Linked DNA regions of Homo sapiens: region 2 is linked to region 1. Evidence: chromatin contacts called from ENCODE Hi-C or POLR2A ChIA-PET data. All regions are on one chromosome and are shown on one strand. The core of a region is the stretch at or near the end of the contact, and the rest is flanking DNA. Distances in the headings are between cores, read along the strand shown.

Region 1 (2,586 bases), core at 53-2,552:
CTCAGGTGATCTGCCCGTCTTGGCCTCCCAAAGTGCTGGGATTACAGGCTGAGCCACTGTGCCAGGCTAGGCATACTTTTCAATGAATACTCTCTCATACCTTTTGAATTTTGCACCATACATGTGGGTTTCTTATGAAAAAAACATATATTTTAAAAGACCCAAATAACTTGGGAAGAAGAAGAAGAAAGAGCTTTAGGAAGGGAAGTGAAAGCTATTTCTGCCAAGCGGCACAGCTCTGAAGTAGTTGAATAAATGCTTCACCCAGAGATGAGAGTCAAGAGAAAGGTAAAGAATTCCCACTCACATTTCCTCCACCATGAGGACTCTGTATGGATTTAAAATTAATTCAATTTTGGAATAAAGAAATGACTGAATTTTCCAAAATTAAGGAAGGAAGAAAGAAAAGGAGGGAGAGAGAGAAGTAGGGGAGGGAAAGGAAAAAATGCAATTGGTAGCAGCATGCAGGATGGCAGAGGAAATCTGAGGTTTCCTGGGTAGCCCAGGGAGTGAGCTGATAATTGTCTGCACTGTGTAGGAGAGATTGGCATGAGGAGGGAGAATAAGAGTCAGTGCCATTTTAAAAGGAGAAATCAGGCTTGTTGACTAATTGGATATGCTTGAGAACTAGGAATGAGCATATCGTGAGCAGGATGATTTTGCAGTGACAGCTTTCCAGGAAAAATTGCTGCATTCTCAACATCTGCATGCATCTGAGAATTACACCTGGATTCTTCACTTCCATGCCTTGATTTTAATCCTTAGGAAAGTAGGCCTTAGGGTACTACTTGTGATTCTAAAATGGAATAAGTAATGATTTAATTCCCAGCCAGTAAAGGGCAATCCAAATGACTGGCTCCACCGTTTCCCTAGGGCTAGTTTGTAACCTGGGACAGAAATAAGCTGTGTGTATTAAATCAATACGATCACTCACAGGTGAAAAAAAAAAAAAAGGCATTGCTTTGGTGACTTTGTATTATATGAACTATTTCTGTTTCTGAACTGTTTACTTTCTTCAGATGATATAAGCCTGGCCACTTTTCTATGATGAGCTAACACCAGCTAGGAACTTGGTACCTTGAGCAAGTGCTCCAAGGTGCTATGATGCAACTTACAACCCCTGCCTGTCGCACTGGGTGTCACAATGGCCAGGCTTGCCTAAAAGAGAAGATTGTGTAACACTTCACAGTGCTCAAGTGCTTTCCTTCTCTCTACCAGCTTCAATGGGAGCTTCTTATCTGAGCATGGGAACAGAGCAGACCAGGGGAAGTGTTAGTGTGCACCACCCAGAAGGCACTGTTGGTCATCCTCTGATCTCTTCAAGCTTGATCACGTGGATAATGAAATCACTGCCTACTACAGCATTCCCGATGTGAAACAGGATTACTACACAGTATATCTATGAAACACTGTGACATATGTGTTTGTCATGTTTTATTATTCAGAATTAGCAAAAGAAGTGGGGCTCTGCCTGCCTCCACAGATGCCACTGTCCTGTTTCTCCAACTTTGGCTCCTCAATTCTTGTCATTCCCTAAGGCTGCGTCCTCAGCACTCTTTTCTCTGTGTGATATTCTCCATTTCCACATTTTTGCATTTCACCCATCAGGTGATTGACTTCCAAATCCACTTCTGTAGCCTTGATTTCTCCTGGGGTTGATCTAACCACCTAGCAGGCACCTCTTCCTACTTACTTCAAAGTCAGAATTTCCAAAAATGAGCGCTTTACACCACCCCTTTCCTTCCAGTATTTTCTCTTCCTTACTTTTCTACACTACACCCCAAGTCTATCAAGCACGTAAGGTAGATTCCTAGAGTAATTTTTCTTCCTCCTTCTGTCTTGCCATGCACCTCATGCTAGAGCTGTGGCCTTGGTTCAGGACCTCGTCACCTCTCTACTCCTATTCTAACTACCTCTTGAATGGATTTCTCTATTTTTAGTTTCTCCTCTTTCTACTTCTCTGTCACACTGTTGCCTGAATATTCCTTCAAATGCTCCGAACCTTCTTTGCAACAGAGTTTACCTTATTCCAACAAGCTGGGAATGTGTCCTAAAAATTTTCTCATGGTTTTTGTTGTCTCCTTGTAGTGTTATCATCATCGACGAATTTCTCTAAATGTAAATGTTTCTTTTTTTTTTTTTTGGAGACGGAGTCTCACTCTGTTCCCTAGGCTGGAGTGCAATGGCACAATCTTGGCTCATCGCAATCTCTGCCTCCTGGGTTCAAGGGATTCTCCTGCCTCAGCCTCCTGAATAGTGGGATTACAGCCGCACCACCATGCCCAGCTTTTTTTTTTTTTTTTTTTTTTTTGGTATTTTTAATAGAGACGGGGTTTCACACATTGGCCAGGCTGGTCTTGAACTTCTGACCCCAGGTGATCCACTCACCTCGGCCTCCCAAAGTGCTGGGATTATAGGGGTGAGGCACCACACTTGGCCTAAACTTTTCTTAAACTTTAATATTATTAGTCTATATCACATCCTGGGTAATGAGTTATCTAAGTTTACCATGTTTGGGGTAAAACTGTTTCTCAATTTGTGTTAAGATTCTAGCAAAATACTGCTCAAACTAAGTTTAAAGGCTAA
Region 2 (2,586 bases), core at 65-2,564, 4.8 Mb before region 1:
ACTATAATTTGGTACATCTACACAATGCAGTACCACGCCAACATTACAATAAAATAGAGCTACATATGGCAAGACTTTCACCATATATATATATTTAATCTGAAACAGATTATCGAACAGTATGCATAATCTCATTTTCATAAGAAAGCAAAATAACATGGTTATGCACATACAGGAAAGATGTGGAAGGCTTGGATTACAACTGGGGAGAGGACTGAGAAGGATTTCACTTCCTGCTTTGCACATAGTTGTATTATTTGAGGATCCCTCCTCTCTCAAATGAGGACACAATAATTTTTAACAGAATGCACTGCTTGCTTCTCTGCTACCTCTCGTTTGGGTGTGTATTCCAACCGCGGTAAGAAGGCAGGTCATTTTCTTTTCCTTCAATTTCACGTCGCTTCTTCACTTCCTTTACTACCATCTCTCCCTTATTATAACTTGTCAAAAGCATCTCCTGTGAGGTGAGATAAACACCACTTTACATAGCAAGGCTGCTTTACTTTTGCTCGTTATAGCATAACAATAAAGGCACAGCTCTTCTTTGATTATCCTCCCCCTTTCTACTTCTAGAAAAGCACAGCTTTTTTGCCTGTAACTCGTTGCTAGTCAGTTTACACCGGCGTGAGGACTCTACCTAACGCCTGGGTTCCCACTGTGGGCGGGGTTGGCTTCTGTTCTTCCTGCCTTGGCCACCCACTCCCTCCGTGACCCTCTGGGAAGTTACCCAACTTCTCATTGACCAGGCTATGATGACACCCCACAGGAAGGCAGAGGGGAATTGTGCAACCACCTTGGGAAAACAACAGAAAGAACCAATTAAGTTTTCGAAAGAGTAACCACGATACTACTTGATTCTAGGAGGCAGTCTCTCTCCCGAAGGGAAGTCGGGAATGTTCCTGGAGGGTCCACTGCTCACCTCGACACCGCAGGCCCTTCCACCCCCATTTCCCGGGCAAAGCAGCCGGGACGAGTCCCTCCCTTGAAGCCGTTGGGGCAGAGGCCGACGATGCTATGCTGACATCGCGGGCCCGGAAACCAACCCACAAGGAGTCCGCTCCGGGGGAAGGACTCGCGTGGTTTCTCCCGCACAAAATCCCTCCCCAAACTGCAAATTGGTTGTCTCCGCTGCTCCTCGGCTTCTCTCCCTGCGGCGCCCCTACTGTCAGCGCGTCCCTCTCGCTCACGCATACAAATTCTCCGACGTCGTGCTTGACGGATTCGGACACACCAATTCACAAAGTTTCTTACTCACACAGTTCACGCTTTCAGCTGCGTTCCCTCTCCCCTCAGGTCGCCGGCGCCTGGCCGAGTGACTCCAACCGGAAGTTGCATTTTGTTCCAGTTCAGAGGGCAGTGCCTGCGCGCGGAGCCATTAACTCTTCACCTCCACCCAACAAGGCCAGGGCCCTTCCGCCCTGCCCCACCCAGCCCAGGGCTCTTCTGCCCCGCCCCTGCCCGCCCCGCCTAGCGCCCTCCCCCAGCCCTGCCCAGCCAAGTCCCCGCCTCTTAGAAAAAAAAAGCGTCAGCAGCGGAAGAGAATCCTATGTCAAGTGTAAAGGTCACTTGTGAGTCTTTGCTGGATTTTTTTGCCAAACGATAAATAACCGGTAAATAAATAACCAGTAAATAAATAACATCACCCTATATATGAGTTAGAGTACACAAGAATCACCTGAGAAACAAAATGTAGTTTCACCAACCGACTCCTACAGCTTTCATTTCAGAGCAACTGGAGTGAAGCCCAGGAACCTGCATTTTCAACAGATCCTCGTAAATTTATGTAATTAAACGTGGTTAAAGTCCACACTCTGAGAAACACTACATATACACATACCCATTTGGTTTCTCCCCAACTGGTAGTATTTTTCACTAAATGTATTTGTTAAAGAGGAATGGCTGGAAATGGAGGTGGAACTTTATTAGAAAATTTCCCATGAATTAAGACTTTCCCATTATTCCAATTCCTAGCCATGCATGAATATTATCTAAGATTCATATCTTAGATACCGCAAGAAAGATATCTTTTCCCTTTAGGGCAAGAGGATGAGGTCTGGCTGCCCCAATTTCTCCCTGTATTTCTGAATCATGGATGTTTACACATCTTTCCTTAGGCCAGTAAGTCCAAGGATTTAAAAACCTGCCAAGTTGCAGTGCATTCTGTCTAGTTATCTTGAATGTTGCTGTATACTTTTAAAAGTCAAAGCCTAAATATATTTGAAACAATGTTTTTAACAAACAGAAACTTCTTATATATAACGTTTTGACCAGTTGAATAGTTTTCTTGTAATAAGTAATTGAGTTAAACATCACAATACAGTACTGCTTTAAAAAAATTATTTAAACTTTTTTTGAGGGCAGTTTTAGATTCACAGCAAAATGGAAAGGAATGTCCAGAGATTTTCCATATACTTTCTGCCCCGACACAAGCATAGCCCTTCCCCATTATCAACATCCCTCACCCCAGTGTGATGAAAAAAAGCTGTTATAAATATCTGTGTGCAGGTTTTTTTGTGCGGACATAAGTTTTCATCTCCTTTGGATAAATACCAAGTAGTATGATTGCTGGATCATAAGGTAAGAGAA

The links. A loop is a pair of places that touch in the nucleus more often than their neighbours do. ChIA-PET counts read pairs that join two places held with the same protein, here RNA polymerase II (POLR2A). Pooled maps may share reads with other maps.
Region 2: a loop to region 1 is called in a map of naive thymus-derived CD4-positive, alpha-beta T cell, with 5 times the contacts of the local background. The contact joins the promoter of TANK here to the enhancer-like site in region 1. A Hi-C loop is called at or near these places in 1 of 168 maps with a recorded cell type or tissue (naive thymus-derived CD4-positive, alpha-beta T cell) and 6 of 50 pooled maps. POLR2A ChIA-PET finds 5 or more read pairs at or near these places in 1 of 52 experiments (T-cell).

Annotation. Positions count from the first base shown.
Region 1 is chr2:156,404,412-156,406,997 of GRCh38, reverse strand. It overlaps a transcript of GPD2 not described here. Among named protein-coding and RNA genes, the nearest start is that of TRG-GCC2-2, 4.5 kb to the right of the region's middle. Within about 2 kb of position 1,302, at least 4 of the 41 ENCODE cell types and tissues checked have a DNase peak (open chromatin) inside an H3K27ac peak, as active enhancers do.
Region 2 is chr2:161,159,156-161,161,741 of GRCh38, reverse strand. TANK (TRAF family member associated NFKB activator) reads right to left here and starts at 1,314. Exons shown (of 8, transcript NM_001199135.3): 1 at 1,256-1,314. TANK-AS1 (TANK antisense RNA 1) reads left to right here and starts at 1,452. Exons shown (of 3, transcript NR_187173.1): 1 at 1,452-1,610; 2 at 2,506-2,577. RefSeq lists an enhancer at 841-1,604.